2 separate regions of the Homo sapiens genome follow, and region 2 is linked to region 1. The links are chromatin contacts, found by Hi-C in ENCODE. All regions are on one chromosome and are shown on one strand. Each heading gives the region's core, a stretch centred on a gene start or an enhancer-like site at or near the end of the contact. The rest is flanking DNA. Distances are from core to core; before and after follow the strand shown. Region 1 overlaps MIPEP (mitochondrial intermediate peptidase). Region 2 overlaps USP12 (ubiquitin specific peptidase 12).

What was found. A loop is a pair of places that touch in the nucleus more often than their neighbours do. Pooled maps may share reads with other maps.
Region 2: a loop to region 1 is called in a pooled map, with 11 times the contacts of the local background. The contact joins two enhancer-like sites. A Hi-C loop is called at or near these places in 2 of 37 single-sample maps with no recorded cell type and 2 of 50 pooled maps.

What each region holds. Positions count from the first base shown.
Region 1 is chr13:23,806,231-23,810,300 of GRCh38, reverse strand. MIPEP (mitochondrial intermediate peptidase) reads left to right here. Exons shown (of 19, transcript NM_005932.4): 15 at 377-451. Among named protein-coding and RNA genes, the nearest start is that of PCOTH, 81 kb to the left of the region's middle. RefSeq lists enhancers at 1,897-1,946, 3,230-3,379. Within about 2 kb of position 2,545, at least 2 of the 41 ENCODE cell types and tissues checked have a DNase peak (open chromatin) inside an H3K27ac peak, as active enhancers do.
Region 2 is chr13:27,128,160-27,132,706 of GRCh38, reverse strand. All of the region lies in intron 1 of USP12 (ubiquitin specific peptidase 12), which reads left to right. All of the region lies in intron 1 of USP12-AS1 (USP12 antisense RNA 1), which reads right to left. Among named protein-coding and RNA genes, the nearest start is that of USP12-AS1, 4.9 kb to the right of the region's middle. RefSeq lists a silencer at 1,487-1,536 and an enhancer at 1,567-1,636. Within about 2 kb of position 1,351, at least 12 of the 41 ENCODE cell types and tissues checked have a DNase peak (open chromatin) inside an H3K27ac peak, as active enhancers do.

The DNA.
Region 1 (4,070 bases), core at 1,296-3,795:
GTCAGTGATTATATGCACTTAAAAGTCAAGAGAGTATTTGAACAGGCACTCACTAATAGCAAAGGAACAGAAAAAGTATTCCCTTTGAGGTTTTAAATAGATTTTTAAAGATCGGCGCCAGTGTCTTAGTTCCACGTAATCCTGTATTTTCATGTACAAACCCTTATTTGACAATTACCACTTTTTGAAATTAAACAGAATGTCTTTATTCATGTTGTCTTGCCAACTAAAATATTTAAAGTTATTATTTTTAAACTATAATGAAATTCTATTACTCATGTTACATTTGATGTTATTTTTAAATTTCCTGGCTTATACATAGTGCAGTGACTTATTACGCAGTTTACTCACATATATATTCTTTTGTTTTATCAAGCCACTGCCAAAAAATATGGTGTCTCGTCTTTGTGAATCTAAAAAGGTTTGTGCTGCAGCTGATATGCAACTTCAGGTATGTATGTACCTTTGTTCTGAAGTTTTCCGGAGTCATTATCCCAAATAAATATATAACTTTACATTCTTGCCAATGATACCTATTTATTATAATAATTATGCTTCTAAAACATCTTTCATCTGAGTTCAAAGAACTTGACCAAAATTGACTCATTTAGTCCTCACACTGCCCTTATGAAGTAGGCGTTGAATAAAATTATTTCCTGGCCAGGCACAGTGGCTCACACCTGTAATCCCAGCACTTTGGGAGGCCGAGGTGGGCGAATCACGAGGTCAGGAGTTTGAGACCAGCTTAACCAACACGGTGAAACCCCATCTCTACTAAAAATACAAAAATTAGCCAGGCATGGTGGTGCATGCTTATAATCCCAGCTACTCAGGAGGCTGAGGCAGGAGAATCGCTTGAACCTGGGAGGTGGAGGTTGAAGTGAGCCGAGATCTTGCCACTGACTCCAGCCTGGGCAACAGAGTGAGACTCTGTCTCAAAAAAAAAAAAAGACTATTTCCCGTTTTCAGTTGGGAAAAAATGAAAGCTTAGAAAATTTACACAACTTCTAAATCACACATTTTGCCAGCTAAATTAAGGCTCAAACTTAATTTTATATATACATATGTTTATTCATTTTGTATCTTTTTAAAATTTTTGTGTTTTTAGGTTTGAAGTTTAGATAGTAATTGCTGTTAGTTTTAGATAATATTCAAAACCAACTTCCCAGGTTTTGAGATGAAGACCAGAAAACTTTCATGAACCATCTGGATGCCAGGTCTGCATGACATCAGATGCGTAGATGTTTGTAATGACTGAGATTGTTATGGAATTCTCACTCCTCTTCAGATCTTGAGAGTTATGTAAACACCTTAAACACCCATCTTTCATCTTAGGCAGTATTCACTTTATGATGATTCAGTTACCTGTTTAACAAAGTAATCACTATTTAATTGCTTTATAGTTTTGTAAAATTCAGTCCCTAGAAGGTAATAAATGTGCTCTGTTTTTCTGTACCTTCAAACATGAAATACATGTTTCAGTGAAGGAAATCTATTATATAGACAAAACCGTGAATCTATATTTGCTTTACCTTACTCAGTATCTATTCATATCAATATAATTTTTAAAGGATTTCTGAGTTATTTTTAAAAATTAACATTACTTGGCAAAAGTCTTGATTTGCTGATATCTTTAGTAGAAGGCCTGGCTTTTAAAAGTCTGTTTTGTGGCTTTCTTCTTGAAAAAGTGTTCTGATAATTTTCTTTTAAAATGGAAAACCAACCTTTCCCTCCTCCGCCCTCCAAAAACAATAGCCCCCTAGAGACAGAGAGAGGCAAAGTCCTGGTAGAGGAGCTGCCTGGGTTCAGCTTTTATATTACACTTGGACAGTGGAGATGAACACGGGTGGAAAGGAAGTGAATTGTTTCAACTTTCTATGGGGACATAAACAGTGTTTTTAAGGCCAGATGCGGTGGCTCACACTTATAATCCCAGCACGTTGGGAGGCCGAGGCGGGCGGATCACGAGATCAGGAGATCGAGACCATCCTGGCTAACACAGTGAAACCCCAACTCTACTAAAAATACAAAAAAATTAGCCAGGCGTGGTGGCAGGCGCCTATAGTCCCAGCTACTCGGGAGGCTGAGGCAGGAGAATGGCGTGAACCCGGGAGGCGGAGCTTGCAGTGAGCCGAGATCGCGCCACTGCACTCCAGCCTGGGCGACAGGGCGAGACTCTGTCTCAAAAAAAAAACAAAAAAAAAACACTGTTTTTAAAACTGTACATTTTTTAAAATTATTGTTTTAAAAATAGGCTCTTCATTTTTCTGTGACTTAATAAGTTTCTTGGCCCCAGGAATGCATGACTCCCTGGGTAGGCAGATAGGCTCATGTCTTTGGAATTGTTTAGTTTATCAGCAAATAAGCATAAAAAGAATGCACATTTAATTTATTTTGCTCTGTTTTCATATTTAATTTATTTTGCTCTGTTTTTATAATTCAAAAAAGTTACCCCATGTTTATATCATTTTGTAAAAGGCATAATTGAAGAAATGAAACTCTTGAATTCTGATTTATTTATACATTGGGGCAAAATAACACCTCAGTTGAGGTTAGAATGTAAGAGTTTCAGTTCCTGATAATTTACTCTGTTAGAATATAGGTAAGACATTGAGTAATTTTGGCCTCCCTGATTATCTTTATGCATCGTTACTCATTATAAAATGTAGAATTGAAAGAGCTATATTTAGCTATATGTTTAGATTACCAGTTAGAAGAAAGCAATATTTATATTTAGGAAATGTCTGTATTTTTCTAGGGAAGGTTTAAACTTAACTTTATAATTTAGAACCATAATTCTATATCTAGATGCAGCCAGAAGCCAGAGGTCATTTAAATTTTCTCTTTTAACCAAACTAATCCTCACTTCTTTCAAGTCAACAGCTGCACATTCTCTACAAATCCCATTTCTGAATCACAAAGATACATATCAGAAGCATAATTGCGTGTCAAAATTTGTCCTTTAAAATAAAGCATTTTCTACTTGCCTGCATGAAGTCAAATGTTCAAGTCAGTGTTGAAAAACAATATTTGAGTCAGATGTTGCAGTGAAAAAATGCTTTATGTTTATTTTAGATTTCTTTGCAAAATTTAGTTTTCAGTACTTTGTAAACAGCAGATTTCATGTCCAAACTTTCTTTAATGCTTTCTTCTCCCACTGTGTTTCAGTGGCCTATATCCTCTACTCAGAGGAGAGTGCTCCTTTTCCCCTGGTCATCTAGTTGAGCCCTCCCTATACAGCAGCTGCTTCCTTTGTACTTCCTGACACCAGGTGTGGGAGTCTAGTTCCAACCTCTCCAACAGCTGCATCAGAATTCTTCGATACATCTATACTCACGAGATGCTGCATTGCTATTTCTTTCTCTACCCCCACCACACCTATTTAATTTTCTTTCACCTTTTATCACAAAACTAGAATTCTGACCGTTTCATTTCTCTCATTTAAGATATATCAGGATTCCAGGAGGAAACCAAACAACATTTGTTAGATCCAGCGGGTCTAAAGTTGTAACTGGTTTTGTATATTTCTGCCTACAGATAGATAGATAGATAGATAGATAGATAGATAGATAGATAGATAGATATAGATTTTTTTGTTGTTGTTGTTGTTTTTTGTTTGGTTTTTTTTTTTGAGACGGAGTCTCTCCCAGGCTGGAGTGCAGTGGAGCAATCTCGGCTCACTGCGAGCTCCGCCTCCCAGGTTCACGCCATTCTCCTGCCTCAGCCTCCCGAGTAGCTGGGACTAGAGGTGCCTGCCACCACGCCTGTCTAATTTTTTTGTATTTTTAGTAGAAACGGGATTTCACTATGTTAGCCAGGATGGTCTTGATCTCCTGACCTCGTGATCCTCCCGCCTCGGCCTCCCAAAGTGCTGGGATTACAGGCGTGAGCCACCGCGCCTGGCCTTCCGTCTACATATATTTTGGCAAAATTCCAGTTTTGTGTCACATATTTGATTTGCTGCCATTGTACATAAAGAGTATCTTATGGGTATGGTTCAAAATTCTTTAATATTCTTATTTATGAAAAGGTTGAGAGCATTCCTTTTAATCTTTAGCATGGTCTTAAAT
Region 2 (4,547 bases), core at 102-2,601, 3.3 Mb before region 1:
CTTGTTAACGTGCCCACCAGCTCCTCACACACATAGAACTTGAAACCAACGATCTTTTAGGACAGCCAGACCTACGCAAATGCAGAGGAAACCCTCTTGAGATACTTACACTAACCATCTTTCATTCACAAAGCCGTACAGCCAACCAGGGATTTCCAGACACTTGAGGACAACCAAGAGATTGGAACATGGAAGAGTCTCCTTCGAGGGGCAGTAATTTAATGAGTGAGGGCTATATTTCTGTTCCTTTGCTTTTTCTTTTTCTTTTCTTTTTTTTTGCCTTCCTGTACTGCTTTTTATTGGAATGATATTTTATGTTTTGCTAGTAACCTATACATTTTTTAACATGTGTAACTAAAATTTTCTTGTTTGAAGTTACTAACATTTCTACTGGCCCCTCTCTACTTCATAAGCCAATCTCCTTTGCACACATTAGCTACCCTTCAAGTATCTACTCTTTCTAGTTAATTGCTTTTTGAATACACCAAAGATAAAGCATGGAAGATATAATTATAGAAGCTAATGTAAATGTTATAATCCCTGAATATATGAGTAAGTGGCTGGGAGGTGGAGGAAATGAGGGATAGCAGGAAAGGTGAATGTGCTTATTTCCTTTTGTTTCATAGCCCGGATTTCTTACGTGCTATATGAGAATTGGTAAATCTAGCTAAAGATTTAGATGTAGAACCAGTAGAAGCACTAGAACAATACTCTACCCAGTGACACGTAATAAAAATTAGGAGGTGGCCTGTGGAAGGAGAGTTGGGAGGTAGTGTGTGTGTCAATTTCTCTTCTTGCAAAAGCACAGAATTAAGAGCTGTTGACTGAGGCATGCAATATATTATTTAAAGTTATGATAATCATTATTAAGAACTAAAACCGTTAATGGGTATTGTCTCCAGGGAAATGAACCTTAAGAGAGGGAGTGGTGAATAATACTTTGAGTTTTACACCCTCTTTACAGTTTGAATTATTTTTAGATTGTGAACTTAGAGTACTTATAAAATAAAAGGTTTTATACAAAGCATATGAAAGGGATTTGGTGCTTGTTCTGATATTTTAACTGTCCATAGGAAGCTAACCTCAGACTTTTACATAGGTTAAAGAGTGGTCTCTTTTCCATTTACATAGTGGCTTTCAAAACCAAGTGTACTTGAACAAGGTACTTCACTCTACTGGGGCAAGTTTCCATCACGTTGCTCACTTTGGTAAAATGATTACTTAGAAAAATCCAAATGACTCATGTTTCTAGTCATACCTTTACATAATGCTTTACGTTTTACAGCACTTTCACATTCACTATTTGATTTCTGTAACCCCGAGGTAGGCAGAGTAGGTATTTTCCTGTATGATATGGTGAGGAAACTAAGACTGAGAAAGTGACTCACCCAGAGTCACGTGGTTTGAGAAGTGGTGGTGGAGCTCACTGCTCACCCTCTCACCAGGAGGGTTTCACACCTGTGCAGCCTTCTGGCCTGCTATGGCTAAAGTGTCTCTTACCAGTTCTTACCTTTCTTCTTTGTAATGTACCCACACTCAAGTTCCCATATTGACTGCTTCCTGCATTCTGAATTTGTATTCAAATTGTGTTTAACATATGTAAATCTGTGCTTATTTTAAAAAATGAATTTTACTGCATTTTGAAAATGCCACACATAAACTTTGAGTGTCATTCAGCTCTTGTTATTTCTATAGCTGCACAACACTATTCCTTCCTTACTTTCATGAACTGATCTTTTCATCCAGAATTTTTCTGACACCCTTGTTTTTAAGCGTCACGGCTTGCTGAAGCAAAGTGGTGGAATTTAAATGTTGTTGCCTTCAAGAATTAGCTAATCTTTTGGACTTGTGATACTTGTGTAATCTTTTTGGACTTGTGATTTGACCTCATTTGATCCCTGCAGAAATGGTTCTCATCCAGGAAATTTGAGATTTCAACAAGTGACTCACTGAAAAAACCACGTTAGTCGTGGGGAAGTAAGCGTGCTCAGCTCTTGTTTTGGGACCCCAGTGTGATACCGTTGATACGATTGATTTAATAATACCTTTGACTAGTCATTCCAGTGTCTGGAATTCCTCAGGGATGGTTTCTGTCAAATTCTTTTTTCCTGCAAATACACCATATTTTCCTTTTTTTTTTTTTTTGGCATGTTTTGTGATTTTTTTTGTGTGTGTGTGAGAACTGAACAGTTTGAATGTTGTAATGTGGTGACTCTGAAAATCAGATTCTCCACCTCCTCAGTGATTGCTTTTTTGAGGCTTGCAGTCATCCATTTGTATAATGACTTTTCTAAACCAGTTTTGCAAAGTCTGTATTCCTTGTTGTGTGTGGTCACTGAAGTTTCTGTCTTACTATCTCTGGACAGCTATGACTTGATAGAGATTTAGTATAATGTCTGGATCCCCATCCCCCTCAATAAAGGGAAAAAAACAAGAAAGGTTGCAGCCTAAGGGGACAGAAACAAAAGCAAGAATCTGTGCTGTTTCCCCAGGCTACTGCCAGAACTGAGCAAAATGCACAATCCTAAATTGTTGAGGGCAAGGTTCCCGCTGCCAGCCCTGTTACTAGGCAGCTGCTCTAGGAGGTGGTCCTGTGCCCGCCTCTGGGGATGCTGAGGAGTAGGGAATAGTAGCTGGTTTGCATGCTGTGCTCTCTTCTCCCTTCATCAACTACTGCCCTGGGTGTTTAATGTCTGATTAGGTTCTAAGGTTCAGAATAGTTGATTCTGATGTATTTTTCAGCTTAATGGTTTTGGTGGAAGGACTAACCCTGGGAGCTTTCTACTCTGCCATTTTTCATGTTGGTCACTCCACTCGTATGTTTTGGATGTGACCGTGCTTCATGCCAGTTGGCAGCCAGTTCTTTTCTACTTCCCCACCATTTATCAAAGAGTGGTGCTTTCTTGTTGTTGAAAAGACCGAAACTACATTAATGGAATAAAGTTCTTTGCAGCATTTCTCTAACATCCTTCACAAAAATTATGCATACATTTATTTTTATTTGCTATTATTATTATTAAGAGATAGGGTCTCACTCTGTCGCCCAGGTCATAGTTCACTGCAGCCTCGAACTCCTGGGCTTAATGATCCTCCTGCCTCAGCCTCCCGAACAGCTGGGACTACAGGCGTGCTCCACAACATCCTCTGTAGAGACAGAGTCTTGCTATGTTGCCCAGCCTTCTCTAGAACTCCGGGCCTTAAGCAGTCCTCCTGCTCTGACTTCCCAAAGTGCTGGTATTATGGGCATGAACCACTGCACCTGGCCTACGCATAGCTTTAGAGTGACACTGTCATTTTATGAGCTGTTGATGGTGTGGTTACTAAGAATGGTTTTTATTTTTGCAGAACTTAAAAGTTGTTTTCAGTTCTTCCACAGTTTTATAGCTGGAAAATGGTAAGAGAGAACCACATTTTATAGGTCAGGGGAATCGAGGTCTAGAAAACAGGACTGGCAGAGATGCTGCTTTGTTCTTTCCACTTAACTGTGGTTTAATATAATATTCCTGTTGTCTCAGTGACACGGAAAGAGCTACAGGTCACTTTCTTATTGTGGTAAGAATGAAGAACTCTTTCTAGATAGTTCACAATATGAGTACTTTTTTTTATTTGAAGTGTATGGAATATTCCGAGTATTTGATAAAACTATGTAAGTTTGATGATAATTTGCTTTTTATTAGGGTGAGTCAGAGTCTGCATATGGAATCTGGAGTATGAACTCCGTTACTATTAAACTAAGTCAGTCCATAATGTAATTTGTTGATTTTGGTTTCACTTGAACTTAATAATACCTTGTATTTATATAGTGATTTTCTTCTCAGGAGTGGTAGGTACTTTACAGATACTTTATTATACTGTAACATAGGTGCTGGGAAAAATAGAAGCGTTCATGTTTTTATAAGTGGAAAAGCATCAACACAGGTTTTCTCACTGAGCATAATCACAGAAATCTGTTATCCAAGTCAGGTGTCTGAAGGGTACGCAGGGTGGCAATCCAGGGATCCTTGCTTTTTATAGAGCTGAAACATTATTTGGTGGAATAGATATAGAAATTATCAAGAATATGGTAGAAAGAGCTTGATGAAACATTCTTGTAATTTGTTCACCAAAGTGGGTGAATCCCTGCATTGAAGACAATGTGAAGATGCTGAAAAAACACATCTTGCCCACCCTTTTTGCCTTAGGTAAGGTGCCAGTTACGGAGTTCAGATATAGTTATGTTTTAAATGTTAGCTATCCATGAGAGTATTTTATTAATTTTTTGAAAGTTTTTTGTATTGTTAGGAAAGTAGGATCTGTAAAGTTTCATCGTGCACTCAAGTATGTTCTTATGCTGAGTTTGGTCATATTTGAGAATTTTCCTTTTGATGTTATTGTTAAGCCAAATGTGAAGGCTTGACAGAGTGGTTCTTGGAAAAGCCAGTATTATTACTACTGTTACTTCTAACAGAGATGAAGTAATGAGATTTCTTTCATTAGCTCATTGTCTCATTGTGAACATTTACAGATCAAAAGCTTGTTTTTCGTTCGTTTATTTTTTTGGCATCCAG